Regions from separate parts of the Mus musculus genome. Here region 1 is linked to region 2. A link is a loop called in an ENCODE intact Hi-C map of the cell type or tissue named here. Cell type or tissue: heart. All regions are shown on one strand. Links, peaks and the distances in the headings refer to the core of each region. The heading gives the core; the rest is flanking DNA. Region 1 holds the start of Ccdc85c (coiled-coil domain containing 85C). Region 2 overlaps Ccdc85c (coiled-coil domain containing 85C).

Region 1 (8,316 bases), core at 108-8,107, 57 kb before region 2:
CTTGGGAGGCAGAGGCAAGGGATCTCTGTGTTTGAAGATAGCCTGGTCTACCTGTGTTTGAAGATAGCCTAGTCTACAGAGCTAGTTTCTTTTTCTTTTTTGTTTTTTCGAGACAGGGTTTCTCTGTATAACCCTGGCTGTCCTGGAACTCACTTTGTAGACCAGGCTGGCCTCGAACTCAGAAATGCGCCTGCCTCTGCCTCCCAAGTGCTGGGATTAAAGGCGTGTGCCACCACGCTGGGCTCAGAGCTAGTTTCTAACAAAACCCTCTTCCCCCTTCAGCCTGGGATCCTGCTTCTGGACCAGAAGTTTTTCTGATATTTAGGTGCTTACCTCAGGACTATTTGCAAATAAACAGTGCATTCTTAGCACTGCACACGCACACCCCAGACCCCCATCCCCTAGCCAGTTTTTTTTTTTTTTTTTTCTGTATAGCCTTGGCTATCCTGGAACTGCTCTGTAGACCAGGTTAGCCTTGAACTCAAGAGATCTGCTTGCCTCTGCTTTCCAGGTGATGGGATCAAAGGTGTGCACCACCGTGCCTGGGCTGACTTCTTTTCTGTCTCTCCAGCGTTACCCATCTGCCACCTATGTCTTGTAGGAGTGTGTTCTGTGCCCTGCCCCCACTCTCTACCCCCCTCTCAGTTCAGCTACATCACAGTCTTTGACTGGTGTTTGTATGTTGCACTGTATACGTGTGTGGCCGGCTGAGCCACGAGCTGCCCCCTTTCATGGGTCTTCATTCCCTGGCCACTGTCCGTATTTAACCTGGGGGGTTAATCGTCTGGCTTGTTTTCTCTGAATTTGTCTCTGTTCTCCTTTGGGTGTCCCTTCCCTGGCACCTCTGACTGGAGCCTCAGTCATTCAGTTCCTTCATCTGCCTTGGTTCCTTCTGGGTGTAGAACCCTCGGCTTGGTTCCTTCTGGGTGTAGAACCCTCACCTTGGGAACTATCTTGTGAGTCACATCCTCCCACACTCCTGTGTGCATTCTGGCTGGTCCTGAAAGCCTTGTAAAGGCAGTCCAGTGCTCTGCCATTGAGCCACACTCCAGCCAAAATGTCTTCCCCTGTGGCCCAGGTTGCCCTAGAACCTGCAACTGGTGACCTCCTGAGGGTTGGGAAACACAGCACCTGGCCCCAAATTCCTCCTGTTAGAGGAAGAGCGCCTGGAGATTACAGGTCCCCCAGGCTGACCTCAAACTCCCTAGGTAGCTTCGGATGACCCTGAGCTTAGGACTGCACTCTCCACCTCTGGGGAACCGGGTTATAAATGGGCAATACCAGGAGCGATTTCCGTGGTGCTGGGGCCTTGTGTATGCCGGGCAAGTGCTCCACTCTGAGTCTCATTTCCAGCCTGGCTTAGGCTTTAAGGAGTTAAAAGAAGGCTTGGTGAGATGGCTCAGTGGGTAAAGTTACTGAATCCAGCCTAACCACCGAAATTTGAACCTCTGGACCCCCCCCCCCGCCCCGCCCAGATTCTGCTACTGCAAGGACCTCTGACCTCCACGCAGGTGTGCTCCCTTGATAATTTTAAAGGCATTAAAAAAAAAAAGGTGTGAAAATGTCTTACTCTCCCTCCACCTTTGATCACGTGAGTCCTAATCTAGGCTCCCACAGCTGAGGATCCCATTAGCCTGGCTTCTTGTAACTTGTGGAGCTGGCTGCAGGATCCTGTCATTCTGACTCTTTTGTTTGTTTGGTTTTTCCAGACAGGGTTTCTCTGTAGCCCTGGCTCTCCTGGAACTCATTCTGTAGACCAGGCTGGCCTCAAACTCAGAAATCTGCCTGCCTCTGCCTCCCAAGTGCTGGGATTAAAGGCGTGCACCACCACACCTGGCTTCATTCTGACTCTTGACACTGCGATTCTCCCCAATTTCCCATCCCCTCCCTATTTCCAGGATCTCTTTGCCCCCTGATGCTCTGAAATTCTGCAACATGTATAAAATGTTTACTCTCTGCTGTGCTGGCCTTTCCTGTGGGGTCCTATGTCCATGAGCCCAGGGAGGTTTTTTTTTTTTCTTTCGAGACAGGGTTTCTCTGTATAGCCCTAGCTGTCCTGGAACTCACTTTGTAGACCAGGCTGGCCTTGAACTCAGAAATCCGCCTGCCTCTGCCTCCCAAGTGCTGGGATTAAAGGCATGTGCCATCATGCCTGGCTTTTTTTTTGTTGTTGTTTTTTTGTCATCATCATCATCAATTACTTTCTCCCATGTCGCAGCGATGCTGGCTATGGAGCAATAAACAAGGGAATCTGATGGAGAGACGGCAGCCAACACCACCAACTCCAGGTCCCACCGTCCCTAGATACTTACATCCTAGGCAACATATTTGGGGACCACTTGAGGGAATCTGAGGATCTTTAGGGGAAGCTCTCTAAAGCAGGGGCTCTCAACCTTCCTGACGCTGTGACCCTTTAATACAGCTCGCTGTGCTGTGGTGACCCTCAACCATAAACATTATTTTTATTGCTACTTCATAACTCTAGTTTTGCTGCCGTTATGAATCATAGTGTAAATACCTATATTTTCTGATGGTCTTAGGTGACTCCTGTGAACAAGCCACTAGGCCCCCAAGGGGGTTGGGACCCACAGGTTGAGAACCAGTGCTCTAAAGCCAGGCCTCTTTGTCCCACATAAATGAGTGTGCCTCCTTCCAGTCTGGCCAGAGAACGTGGCCATCTAGAGTACCCCAGTCCTCTTTACTGAGCTCCCCCAGATATTCGGGCGTCTTTGCTCTGGGGTACTGGTTGGGGGTTTCACTACATGAGCTTCTCGGGGCTGAGACCTTTGGGGTTCATCTGTCCCCTTGCTGCCTTGGGGCCCTGACTTGCTGATACAGGTTCTCGGCAACTGAGAGGCCAAGATGGATGCCTCCTGGTGTCGGGGGAGACCTTGCTTAGGACCCAGGACCCAGCTCACTGCATAGGTTTGCAAAGTCTCATAGGCAAGAGTCTGGAACACTCACCAGCTCTCCTCCTTCTACCCCAACCTTTCCCTAGGCAAGCAGTGCCCGCCTACGTCATCCAATGGCCTAGGGTTGGAGCCTGGTGTGCTTTGAGGCTCTCCCGTTTTGTAGAAGGAATGAATGATCCCAAGTTTAGCTACAGATCTAGAAGCTGAGGGGACAAGGTGTGTCTGTGACTGCCTGGGGACACACTGTGGCGTGAGACCAGAGATGCAAGGCCATTGTTCTCTCCTTCAGTATTTGCTCACCTGGCTCCCAGGTCCTACACTGAGCGAGAACTGGGGCGTGTGTGGTAAGCAAGCAGGACACTGGACATCTCTGTGCAGCAGCCTCACACAGGGCAGGGCGTAAAGACCTGAGGGGCTTGAGGAGTCATTACCATCCATTGTTGCCATTTCTGCCATTTCCAACAGGAGGGGCCGGGAGTGCTGGGCCTGGAGCCAGCAGAAGCCACATTAACAATTAAGGGCTTTGCCACATTCGTCCTGCCCCCCCCCCCAACACCCTACCCCCCCACCGCAGCATGAAATATTCAGACACCAGAGCTGGGTCTCGGATCGCTGCAGTGCCCGAGTGTGTGTGTGTGTGTGTGTGTGTGTGTGTGTGTTGGACTGCTACTTGTAGATTTTGTAGATTTGAGGCTTGAGGTAGCACCCGAGGCCTGGCACGCAGAGCATCTGGAAGCTGCAGGGCTGGATGGCAGGAGCAGCTGGCAGCTGTCATAGGGATATCCACAGCCGGTCTCAAAGGCTGCATGCGGAGCCTGGAACTTAGCACCTAAGCGAACCCCTATGTTGTGGGACTGCCCTCTGAGCCTGACAGCCATTGCTACCGACTCCTGCAGCAGCTGTGACCCTCAACACTGGGCCTCACAGGAGGAGGGCTGGGGAAGGTATTTGGTTACCTTCTCCTGACATCCCAGTCACACCCTCCTCCTACACCTCCCTCCCATGGGTAACTGGCCAACTTACTCCTGGTTAGTTAGTCCAGCACTAAGGAGGTACTCCAGGCCCTAGGTGGGGCAGGTTAACAGAAGGGGAGGGTACCCTATTCATGTAGCTATGGGGAACTTGTCATTCATGCTATTATTACTGCTGTTGTTATCGTTGGCTCTCAGAGTTCCAGGGAAAGGATGGTGGTTAACAGTCTCCTCCCACTCCTACACCCCCACTGAGCCCCCCCTCACCAGGCTCCGCTGGCCCCGTAGTGTGTAGGTGATTTGAATCACCGCTTGGATGAAGGTTTCCTTTTTTCTCCACTGAAGCTGTCACCCTGGAGGACCCGAAGGCAGAGGCTGCAGGCCATAGGAACACCACAAGGAGACACAAGGCAGCCACAGAGCTCAGTACAAATTGAATTGTCTCAGCAATTTCCCTGGTGAGCCGAAGTGTTCCCTTGGTGTGTGCTCTGCTCACCGCGCCCCTCCCCCCTGCAGTCTCAATGGAGTAACTCCTTAACCCACTCAGTCTCCGCTCTGTGGGGATCCTCCAGGGAGCCTGCTGCTGCGACTTGGGGGTTGAAAGCAGATCTGCAGCCTCCCCCAGGTGCGGACCCTAAGTCCCCTCCTTTTGAAAGTGTGCTGTGCTGGGTCTGCAGAGCACCAGGCCCCTCTACTCAGCTGACTCCCTGGTGCTGAGTGCACGTGGCCAGCCTCGGCATCCCCCGGGGCTCATCTTCTTCCTACCCCTTTCGACCGTCGGCTCATTTACCAGGAGGGAGGGGGAAGGAGGACTGAATTAGCTCAACCTGTGTGGTTCCCAGCCCTTTACCAATGGGAGCCAAGACAGCCAAGACTCCAGCTTCAGGTCACACATGGGCCTGCCTTTTGAGCTCAGACCTCATATTTCATCCTTTCCTTTCTTTTCTTCTCTTTTTCTTTTTTCTTTTTTCTTTTTTTTAGACAGACTCTCTGTAGCTCACTGGCCTGGAATTCAGATATTACCCCTGCCTCTGCCTTCAAACTCTAGGATTAATGTCCCGCACCATCTACGGCACCCTTTCTTGTTTTTTTTTTTTTTTTAATATATTATTACATTTCATTCTTTCTGTGTGAGTGTTTATGTAAGCTACTGCCCACTCTGGAGGTCAGAGGACAACGTGAGGGAGTAAGGTCTCTCCTTCCATCACTGTGTCCTGGGAATTAATTTAGGTTGTCAGGCTGGGCTTCACACTCCTTTACCTGCGGAGCCATCTCGCCGGCCCCTCCTCCCCTTCGAACCGGCCACTAACAAGCCAACCCTAAGGCCATTCCACTTGCTGTTCCTTTCACCTGTCCGGCCTCCAGGCTTACCTTTGTCCTTGTCACTCAGGTTTAGGTCCTAGCTCCTAGGTCCCTCCCAGAACACAGATCTAAGGCAATTGAATTCCCCGCATAGCGCTGCAGACAGCCTCACCGATTCTTCTCACGTTGTACTCTCTCCCTCCTCCCAAGAATGCCAAGTGCCCTCAGAGAGCAGTGGCCTCTTGTCCCGGTAGAATTCCCCCGGGATGGGGAAGGTGTAAGAGGGCACATGAGGTGGTTTAGTAAACGGCTGAGTAACTGTAAAAGGGGGATGTCAGCTGCTGCGCGGGCACGCGCTCCAGGCCCGGGTAGCTTACCCCGGTTTGTGCGCGCGCAGAGTGGGTTATCTCCTTGTAGGTCCAGGGGAAACGCATCCTTCCCTCGGCCCGCTGGCTGCAGAAGCGCTGTTAAATGCGCTTAGGGGACGGGATTTATAGGTGTGGGAAGATCCGTATGCTCCGCAGCGATGCGGGGCGAGGGAAGAAGGTTCTGCGGTCGCTGAGTACCTATGGACCCCAGCTATCTGGCCAGGGTGGAAGACCTTCCCTCGCCTTTCTCAGGGGTTTCCACCTAGCGAACTGCATGTTCTTCCAATCCCAGGGATTTAGCGGTGTAGTGCGCGGAAGGGAAGGGCTCGGAGAACTGCTCTGGGAAAAGGGCAGGTCCTCGGCTCCCACCACGTCAGGGGAAGAAGGGAGAGAGATCTGGCCCTGAGATAAGGCTGGCAAGGCTCCACGGTCTTGGGCTAGGGGTGGGAAGACAGCCCCGCTGCAATATTAGGCAGGGACCCAGGTGGCTCTGGTCGGTGGCCCGGAAAGGGACAAAGACCAGCCCTGCCCGACCCCCCATGTCAGGGTCCTATTGTTCCTCCTCTCTCGGACTGTACCGAACTCTGGTGCCCCCGAGAGGGAGGGAGGGAGGGAGAGAGCTGTGCTCGCCGGGTGGGCATCTGTTTATTAAGGGTGAGAAAGGGAGGGTCAGGGACGCTGGCCGGATAAGGGACGCGTAAATTCGCGCGTCGCCTTTAAGGGAAGCCCTGCCCTACCTTTCCCACCGGTCCCCGCCACCCCCTAGCCCTACCTGCATTTTAAAACCCCTTGTAGTCCTGGGATTGGCCCAGGCCGCGTCCTCCGGGCGAAGAAACTTGAACCGGGAGTGTGGGGGGGAGGAGGGTGCAAGGCCCCGCGGTTGGAAGATACCATCTTTTCAGCCTCCCCGCGCGCGCCCCGCCCCTCCCGCACACCCCCGAACCTGGCCAATCAGACCTGTGGGAGGGCGGGACCGTGGCTCGAGCGCGCCTCTGGCAGGGCGCCCGGCGGGCCGGCGCACCGCGTAGGGGGACCTCGGGGGCCTGCCACTCCTCTGACCGCCTCCCTTTCGGAGGCGTGGCCCAACGGCGGCGCCCCGCCCCCTCTCCGCCCGGGGTGGGCGGGGCAGCTGGGGCTCCGGGAGCGGGGCCGGGGGCGGGCCTCCGCCTGCTGCGCCCGAGCTCGGAGAGCCGGGGCACCGCGGCCGCCGACGCAGCCACGGTCCCGGTTCCTCAGTCCTGAGGCGTGCGCGGGCTCTCGGGTGACCCCAGAGGGGGCCGCGGGAGGGAGCGCGAGGCGGCGAAGGGCGGGCCGCACGCGTCCCCAGCCGCCCCCCGCGCGCGCGTGGCCGAGCCCAGAGAAGCCCCGGCGCGGGGAGCGCCGGCCCGGCGCGGGCGAGGGCGATGCCGCGGTGACGGCCCCGCCATGGCGAAGCCCCCGGCGGTGGCGGCGGCGGCTGCAGCGGCGGCGTCGGAGGAGCTGAGCCAGGTCCCGGACGAGGAACTGCTGCGCTGGAGCAAGGAGGAGCTGGCGCGGCGGCTGCGGCGCGCCGAGGGCGAGAAGGTGGGCCTCATGCTGGAGCACGGCGGCCTGATGCGCGACGTGAACCGGCGGCTGCAGCAGCACCTGCTGGAGATCCGCGGCCTCAAGGACGTGAACCAGCGGCTGCAGGACGACAATCAGGAGCTGCGTGAGCTCTGCTGTTTCCTGGACGACGACCGGCAGAAAGGGCGCAAGCTGGCGCGCGAGTGGCAGCGCTTCGGACGCCACGCGGCCGGCGCCGTGTGGCACGAGGTGGCCCGCTCGCAGCAGAAGCTACGGGAGCTCGAGGCGCGCCAGGAGGCCCTGCTGCGCGAGAACCTGGAGCTGAAAGAGCTGGTGCTGTTGCTGGACGAGGAGCGCGCGGCGCTGGCGGCGGCGGGGGGCGCTGGCGGCGGCGGCGGCGGCGCGGGCTCCCGCAGCTCCATCGACAGCCAGGCCAGCCTGAGCGGGCCCCTGGCGGGGAGCGCAGCGGGCTCGGGGGCCCGCGACGTTGGCGACGGCAGCAGCACGTCCAGTGCGGGCAGCGGCGGCAGCCCGGACCACCACCACCACGTCCCAGCGGCTCTGCTGCCCCCGGGGCCGCACAAGGTTCCGGACGGCAAGGCCGGAGCCACGCGCCGGTCTCTGGATGACCTGTCAGCGCCGCCGCACCACCGAAGCATCCCTAACGGCCTGCACGGTAAGCATCTCGCCGGGATCGGAAGCCCATGGGTGTCTGTCGTGAAGCAGTAGTAGTTTCTGGAGACCTCACAGGTGCGGGGTGGGGGTGGGGTCGCACCTTCAGACCCTTCCGCAGCTGGCATAGCAAATGGAGCATTCGGCGTGGTGGTGTCCCTGTCTAGCTGATGCCGCAGAAAAAAGTTTCTCCTCCGCAGCTTTTTGTGTTACCAGCTGGCACTCTGGGGCTGTCGAGGGGTGTCTCTCATCCTACCCTGAAAACACTTGAGGGCAGAGGAGAGTTTTTCTTGGAAGACTATGAAAGGCCCCTAAGCTAAAGCAAGTGAATTTTCCCTTCTGGTTGGAGTCCCTCAAACTCACTTAGCACCCACGACTGCACTGTGCTGTGGCTGGCTTTCTCCCCTGCTTCCTTCCCAGCTGAATCTCCTCCTGGGCTGGGCTGGGCTGGCACACAATCACCCGTGCTGAGACCTTGACGAAGCTGGGCCAGAGTACCCTGGGCTAAGATAAGAGTCTTCCTGGCTTCCCATAAGTCCCGCAGTA
Region 2 (8,316 bases), core at 5-8,004:
CTGGAATTACTTGAAAATTGACTATAAATGGTATAAGTAAAAAAAAAAAAAGTCACACGTTCCTCATGTGAGCCACACCGTGGACTGAAAGAATATATGCTAAGGCTGGAGGCTTCTTGCCCACTCAGCAGGAGTCCACAGGGGGGGGGGGAGATGGGTGGGCCAGTGACAGTGGGCCTGTTGACATCTTCACTTGGTGGTGTTGGTTGGGTCCCCGCCTGGGTTGGATGGAGACTGCACCTAGGGACCGAGTGAGTGCGTGCGTACTGCGTGTTTGCAGCCATGCCAGGGAATTTTACCATAGGATGGAATCCAGAAGAGAGGTGTGTGGGAACGCTCGTGCCTCTCTGAGAGCAAGCTCCACTCCAGCGCTCTGCCCAGCGTGGTCCCAAAGGCTGGCCTGCAGGAGGGGAGGGGCTAGGCTTTCTTTAAAACTCAAGGGTTTCTTGTAGTTTAGGCTGGCTTCAAGCTCTCTGCGTTTGCAAGGCTGCTCTTGCACTCCTCAGCCCCCTCCCCCCCAACTGTCACTTCCAAGTGTCAGGCATGTGCCACCACACACAGTCTGTGCACTGCTGAGGGTTGAACCTAGGACCTCATGCACGGTAGGTGGACACCCTACCAACTGAACCTCATCCCCAGCCCTCATATGGGTGCTTTCTGGGATGTCCCCCGCACAGCTGGAGTCCCCTTGGCAGCATGTAGGATCAGGAGCGTCCCATTTGTTCCATGTTTGCCTTTCTACTCTCAGAGAGACCTGATAGACCCCGAGTGTATGTGGAGCCCTTTCCTATCTGCCTGTGGTAGAGTCATCGCACCTAAACCAACCGAGGCATCTCTAGCTACAGCCTCTGTGGATGGCTAGCGTCCTCATCAGGGCCTCGTAGGCAGGGAGAGACCCCTGTGCTAACCTGGAGCGTGCGAGGGACCTGTCTCTTGAGTTCTTGGAAACTCAGTATGGGGCTGTGCAGTGAGGCCGGGGGGGGGGGGGGGGGGCCCGGGCAGTAGGGCAGTATTGCCCGTTGGAGCCACCCTGTGCCCGGTACTGTTGTCTGTCATTCCTCAGGCTGTGCCGGCTAGGCCTTAGCAGGGAGCTGCCCTCCTCTCCTCCCCTGTAAAAGGCTCCACCTTCCTAAGAGGTGAATGTCGGGAATGAGGAGGAGGGAGGTTCTGGTGTTTTGTTCTCCAGCCTGTGGGTTGGGCCTTGCTCCCTGCTCCCACACTTTTCCCGTTCTCTGCTGCACCAGACGCTCTGCAGGGCCCTGTGGATCTAGGCTGAGTGGGTGGGGGCTCCTGAGGGTTCCACAGGTACTTCCTGGGGAACAAAGTATGTCCCTTAACAGGCGGGTCACCTGTGTGAGCCTAGGCATTCCTGGGGACTTAAGTTCCTGATGGTCAGCGGTGGGCTTCATAGCCACTCCTTATTAGAACCTGTGGATAGGGGTGGAGGAGAGGGGTAAGATATCTGCATGTGGCACGAGGACATCAAGGGCAGCCTTCCCTGGGGTCATGCTGGCTTTGTGCTAGAAGGGACAGATGCCTTATCGTCCACTGCAGGTCCCCAGCCTCTTCTGCCCACCTGGAAATTGTAGAAGCCCATGGATTGTATTCCCTAGCCCTACACTGAGGTGGACTCACTCAGTAGCCCCGGCTTTGCTCGGCTTGTCTGCTGCCCCTGTGTTGTTCTGAGGTTGAGGGTTAGAGTGTTAAGTACCTGGGAGACCCTGCGTCTTTTGGGTGGTGACTCACCGAGCCGGTGGACAGAGTCTCAGCTGGCCACTCAACCTTGTAGCCTCTAGCAAGAGTTTCAACAGTCCACCTTCACTGGGTGTCTGGCTGACTGAGGTGTCCCAAATCCATCAGCCCCACAGGGTGCTTGGGACAGGCCCTGCAGTTCCCATCCCTGCTTGAGGCTTCCCTTCCTGTCTTCCGGTCCTTGAGTCCTCCAAGTCAGGTGCCTTCCACTGCAGCCTGGGCTGAGGATGGTCAGGGGGCTGCCCCTCTGCTGCTGGGGAGGAGGACAGGGGCTGTGGGGTAGGCAGGCAGGGACAGCAGAATGGGGCTGGCGTTCAACGAGACTTTTGCCAGCTTTTCTGATGGGAGGAAAAAAAAGCAGGGGCAGTGGGGTGGGGGTGGGTGCACTTTATTTCCTGGGATGTTGGGCCCCATGATTGGCGATTGAGGAACTCCTCACACGTGTCCTCTTTGGGGGTGGAAAAGGAGGTGGGGGCGGGGGAGGGAGCACAGAGCCTAGGGTGGTGGGCTTTTTTTTCCCCCTCTGGAAGCCCTAAGCCCTTCGCCTGTTGCATGACCTTGTTCACATTCAGGGAGGGTCTTTCCACCTCAGTTGCTGTTTGTGTGTCAGTCACAAAGGCACACCCAGACAGGCTCTTTTTTAAAAACAAACAAACAAAAAAACACCATTTATTTATTATATGTAAGTACACTGTAGCTGTCTTCAAACACCCCAGAAGAGGACGTCAGATCTCATGAGAGATGGTTGTGAGCCACCACGTGGTTGCTGGGATTTGAATTCAGGACCTTCGGAAGAGCCGTCAAGTGCTCTTAACCGCTGAGCCATCTCTCCAGCCCACTTCAAGCTAGACACGCTCTGAACCCATCCACTAGGGTCTCTCACTGACTGTTTCCTCACTACACAGTAGAGAGGGAGATCCTGGGCTCTGGGCCCTGAGGAGGCTGTCTCTGGCTGTGGATTTTTGTGCCAACTACTCTTGGCATCAGAAGGGATCGCCCCAGGAACATGTAGGCCAGGGAACACTCCATCATCTTCTTGGAAACCAGACTTGGGGACCACATGAGGCCGTGCTAGGCTAGAGTGGGGTGTGTCCATGCGGTGAGCTCCTGGTGGCTAACGGACCACCTTCTTCCCCTCTGTTCTTCAGATCCCTCGTCCACTTACATCAGGCCATTGGAGACCAAGGTGAAGCTGTTGGACGGTGACAAGCTCCCCCCACAGGTAAGTGAGTCATCAGGGTATTGGCTATAGGGGTAATGGCCATTCCTTTAGAGGCCATCCCATCTCCAGTTTTTCTGGGGCTCCCATAGCTTCCCCCTTACCCCAGCTGCCTCTTCAGCTGTCTCCCAGATAGCCTGGCCACAGACCCACTCCTCGCTCAAATCCAGGCTCCGGGTGGCCAGGGCTTGCCAGCCTCGCTGACTGCTGCTTGCCCAGTGTCTGCAAGCTCCGTATGGCTGGCCCTGGGCCCAAAGCCAGTGGCGGTGACAGGCAAATGGAGGCAGACCCACACGGGACCCCGGCCCCCTGCTGGCCAGTTCCTCACTAGGTCTACCCTGCTCACATGGACAGTTGGGGTTGTGGGTCCACAGAGGGAGAGCAGCATTAGGATGGCAGCAGGGGAGGGACGTGGTCATGGCTGCTGGTCGAGAGGAGGTGTCTACTGAAAGGGAGTGGAGCCTCTTGTGGACTGTGACCGGATATGGGGGAGAGACCAGCAAACACCTCTGCTCTTGGTGGGGATGGCAGAGGGCCTGGTGACGAGAGGCTCTGAGTAGACAAGCAGCCCTCCAGCCTCCCTGTTCCTGGACCCACCCCTGGCTCCATCTGAGCCTCTCCCCCCTCTGTTATACCTGCTGGTATAACGTAAGTGTATGTGGCCGTCCCTGGATGAGACAGCCTTAGACATCGCTCAGATGCCTGGTCCTGTTGCCATGTGACCTGCTGGGCCCAAGGCCCACTGCCCTGCACAGGAAGACAGTGACGTCCTCTGTCCATTGGTGGCCATCGGGAGGCTCACATCCCAACAGTGGATTTAATTTAGTCCCGCAGTGTCACCTCCATAGGCCACCCTGCTGAGGCTAGTCTCACTTGGTGGGGTAGCATGCAAGTGCTTACTGGGAGCCTGACTGCACGCGGTTGCTATGGGGCTTCAGGGGCTAGCGGTGCCAGCAGTATTGCGGAGCTCAAGGGCAGCACCTACTCTAGAGAAGGCCCACATCCATCTGGAGGGGAGGGAGTTGTTCATGCCAGCGCTCACTCCTGCTTGACGGGCCACTGCTTGCCGAGTGAAGGCTGGCACCACGTGCCAGGGCCCCAGCTCGGGCCCTGTGGTTCCCCACCCCCACCACCCCCGCCCGGCAGCGCCAGCCTCGGTCTGGCCTTTGTTCCTGTGGAGAGGCGGATGAGGAGTCCCCTTTCAAGTTCAGGATGCTGTTCCACTGTCCTTTCCATAGGAAGTGTGCTCCACCGTCAAATCAGAGAAGAGCCTGTGCCCCCCGTTTTCACGGGCATCGGGGTTGTACTTGACATTTAGTCTCTGCTCTCAGGGCCACTTTGTCCCGTTGGGAACCTGTAGCCCAGTTTCAAGTGTTGGACCAGGCCATGGCCTTGTACAACTGGTGGATGTGAAAGCCACGGGGTAGCAGTCCCTCCCACCCTCCCTCCCTGGGGCAGCCACAGTCCCCCATGGAAGCCCTCCCTACCCATAGCTGTGCTCAGTTGCCTTCTGTGTCCGTCCGTCCTGTCTGTCTGTCCCGTCCATGTCTCCCACCCCCCCGGGTAGGAGGCTGAGCCTTCAGGCCTGAGCAGGGGCCAGCCCTGGCCTGGTCCCACCCCTCCAGGGATTAGCTCTACACTCTGGGCCTCCTCCATGCACACCTTTAGGTGTGTCTCCACTTACTCTGAGCTTTCTCGGCCCTGGGCTGTCTGTCATGTTCTTTCCTGTCCCTACTCCCTCCTGACTGCCAACTGCCTGAGGAAGGGCTCTTGGAGCCCCAGATCCACGCCTCTATACCCTGCCACGCCTGAACTGAGCATGAGCCCGGGAAGCCCCCAGCTGCTCCCCACCCAGTCTCGGAGGCCCAGAAGGGAGGCTGACTCCCACCCGGGCTCAGGAAGAGCTGGCTGCCCGGAGGGAGCAAGCGCACAAGGCCACCACCGTGCCGTGGCTGCGGGACAGGGTTCGGGCATCTTGAGGAAGGAGACGATGATGGCAGGACAGTCGCTGCCCTCACTCCTCAGCCTCAGGGCTCTGCTGTGTGGAATTTCATGATTCTGTCGTGAAATCATAGTCCAACAGAAACCCCCAGCTCCTCGCAAAGCTGAGAAATTGCCCACTGGCGAAAAGCAGGCGTGAGGAATGTTCGCAATACTGTAAGGTGATGCGTCCTTGGGGCTCGAGCAGGAGGCCAGAGAGTCCCCCCTGATCCTACCCCCACTCTCCCCCCCGCCCCCCGTAGCCTCTATTTAACTCCGAAACAGCTTTCATTAAAAATGTGCCAGGGAGCTCACAGGCTGAATTACTGCAGCTCAGTTCATATTTTCTTTCTCGTGCCGGCTTTAAAATCTCATCAACACAGCTGTTTCCTGCAGGATGATTCATCCCAGGGCTCCGTGCATAGTATTTCTCCTGCAGATTCTCGGTGCCCGGCCAGGACCCGAGTAGGGGCAGCCGTAATTGATGCTGGGGTCTCTGGTTAGAGCCCCCCCATCCCCCCGCCCCCCACCGGGCCGATAAATGAGACCTCCAGAACCACCAAGAAGCCAGCCTCTCACAAAAAGAGCAAGCAGCCCTGGCGGTCTCTCACCCAGGCCGGAGGGCCCACTGTGGCTGCGGCTGTGGCTACGGCTGCAGCTCTGGAGGGAGGCCGCAGTCCAGCCCTGCAGCCCCTGCAGCCGGGAGGCACCTGAGCCCTGCTCTGTCCCCAGACCTTTATGCTCTCCCTCACAGGGCCAGATACCACGGGGTTGCTGGGTGTAGCCTGTGAGGATGTCTGCACCAGACACAGGTAGAGAAAAGGTCTGGATGGGGGGCGCTTCCTGGCACGGGTGCTCTGGTAACTCGCTTGGGCTGCCGAGTTGTGCCGTGTGGTGGGAATGCACAGACAGTCAAACTCACTCTCTGCCCAGGAGGCTGGAAGTTGAATGTCAGGGTGCCAACAGGGTTGGCTTATCCCTAGGCCTTGCTCCTGGCTTGTTGACGGCACCTGGTCCCCATGTCCCTCATACTTTCCTGTCTTTGACCTAATTGGTCTCTTTAAGGAGGATACCAGGCACCCCGGGGATCTTACTTAAACTTGCTCACCTCTGTGAGGACCCCCACCTCCGAAGGGATGCCATCCTAAGGTTAGGACCGGGGGCGTGGGGACTTAGCCACACGATGGGGCAGTGTGGCACTAGCCTCGTGTGAACCATCAGAAAATGAGTTTGGGCCCTGCACGGATCTGGGTTCAGGCCATTTCTGTCCCATTGTTAGCCCGTAGCTTCAGGCAAAGCTCCCTGTCTTCTGTGCCTCAGTTTCCTCCATGAAAGTCAGGGACTACAGTGACACCCAGCACAGGTCTGGTGTGGCCCTGGGAGCACTCCTGTGGGCAGTCCTTGTCTGTCTGCCGTTTCCTGATCCCGAGGGCCTCTCACCGTGCCGTGTTGGCAGATAACCTCTGCCTGTTCCTGCAGGAAGTGCTCCGTGTTGTCTGAATTTGGAACAAGTCTTTTAGGAGCCATCCACCACCACCCAAAACCCTGTTGGGCCCCCATTTTTGTCACCCACGTTCCTGAGCCTGAGGAGGGTAGGGCTCTCCATCCACGTGTCCCTCTGAGGTCATTGGTCTCCCCGCCTCTTTACGGCAGCGGCAGTTCAGCTGGGCAGTGTCTGCCATGGCGCCCGACGCCTAACAGAACTCAGGGTACCCCTGTTCTACCACTGTGATGTGGGCTGGCACATTGCCCCCTGCCTGGGCACTACAGTGCCACAGCTCTGGAAGACTTGAAATGCTAGGACCTGAGTCTGTCTGTTCCCTGCCAGGGACCCCGTTAGCAGAAGGGCAGGGCAGCTTGGTGGCCGGATGAGGGTCTAGGCTTTGTGCCCCCGTGCCTCAACCAACAGTGAAGGCTCTCTCAGGGAGCATCTACTAAGAGTCAGATGCTGAGTAGAACCTAGAGATGGCTCACTAGTGCCACCTATCTGCCGGGGGAGGAGGGGGACACTGGGTAGCTGGTGTAACATTTCTGTGCTTCAGTTTCCTTATGGGTGGGTGGGTGGGGGGAGGCCACTAATATACCTGCCATATATGTCACTCAGAGGGCCATGGTGGAAAACCGCTGAGATGTGGGCTAGCTGGTAGTGAGGGCCATGTTGGGAGTAACTATATAGCCCTGGTGCTCCCTGGTCTGACTGCAGTAGGTATGTACACCAAACAGAGGCCTTATCTTACCCATGTCTAGTAAGGCTTTCATACTGTAAGCCTGCATCCCTCCGATATCTTCCTGCCTGGCCCATCTCTCTCTCATCTCAGTGAACCAAACGGGACCTGGAAGGGTAAGGTGGGTAAGGTAGTCCCTACAGTAGTGGGGATCAGGCTGTCCGGAGAGTAAGCCACACTTCATCACAGGCCTCTAGTGTGGTGGTCCCTCCAGCAGGTTTGACAAGCGGGGGTATATGAGATTGCCTGGGTGGTAGGGGAGGTGGTGCCAGCTGGGCCGGAAGTGACCTTATTACCTCATCTGAATACTAATGAAGAGAAGTCTCAGGGTCCCCAGCCAAAGCGGCTGCCCCTTTGTTCCTAATGGCCTGTTCAGATGAAAGAGGAAGAAAGCAGAGCCAGTTGGCATCGTGGTGTTGCCTCTCAGAGCTAGCTGGGGCCTTGGGGGTACCCCCAGGCCCTCCAGGAGGCTGCATTCCCTAGAAGGCTATTTGGGCTTTGGGCTTGTCTCAAAACATTGAATGGCTTTTTAGTGTCCTCTTTCCCAACCCCAAGTGTGGTGAAACTAGAAACTACCCTGGCACACCTGAGACCCCTTGGCTTTGGCCAGTCCATGTCCAAGGAAAGTGGCCAGGCGGACGGTGTAGGCTGGCAGGGTGATGCTGTCTTCTCTTCTTCCAGCTGCCCCGCCCCCACAGCTGCCAGAGAAGCCAGCTCCAGGTAGAACTGCCGGGGAAGGGGGGTTTGCTGTGGCTCTGAGGGGCAAGAGGGCTGCTAAGCACTGTGTGCTGTGTCTGCTGTGTCTCCTCTCCTCTTACGTTCCTTCCTGGGCTCTGACCACTTCCAGGACGCACTAGTCCTGCCTGTAGATTCCTTTTAGGCAGTGCTCCTTCTGAGCTGACACACTAATTGCTGCCTTGCAATGTAACAACAAGCCAGTCCTGCAGTGGTGTTCCCTTGTCCGATCTTTCTCGCTGGCCTATCACAGAATGCCCCCGGCAGGAGCCTGTGTGCCGGTGGGAATAGCAAATATCCTTCTTCCAACAACCACCCCACAGCCTCCTTCTGATGCCACCCCACCACCTCAGCCCTGCAGCAGGACCCTTGCAGTGCAGGACCGGGGGATGCTACACCATTGAG

What was found. Peaks named below come from ENCODE experiments on the same cell type or tissue, not always from the same donor. Only the 100,000 strongest peaks of a DNase experiment are listed, where the experiment ranks them.
Region 1: it touches region 2 in a loop (2.4-fold over the local background); 15 of 42 quality-filtered maps call a loop at or near these places.

Annotation. Positions count from the first base shown.
Region 1 is chr12:108,273,796-108,282,111 of GRCm38, reverse strand. Ccdc85c (coiled-coil domain containing 85C) reads left to right here and starts at 6,719. Exons shown (of 6, transcript NM_001159910.2): 1 at 6,719-7,774. The coding sequence starts at 6,979. In heart, for the core only: a CTCF peak has its summit at 4,283; DNase peaks (open chromatin) are centred at 4,635, 5,621, 5,971, 6,541 and 1 weaker place; H3K4me3 peaks cover 3,994 bases; H3K27ac peaks cover 3,708 bases; H3K27me3 peaks cover 1,786 bases.
Region 2 is chr12:108,216,367-108,224,682 of GRCm38, reverse strand. Ccdc85c (coiled-coil domain containing 85C) reads left to right here. Exons shown (of 6, transcript NM_001159910.2): 2 at 2,901-2,974. Among named protein-coding and RNA genes, the nearest start is that of Ccnk, 41 kb to the right of the region's middle. In heart, for the core only: CTCF peaks have their summits at 3,267 (motif pointing left) and 6,931; DNase peaks (open chromatin) are centred at 3,928 and 6,832; H3K27ac peaks cover 5,497 bases.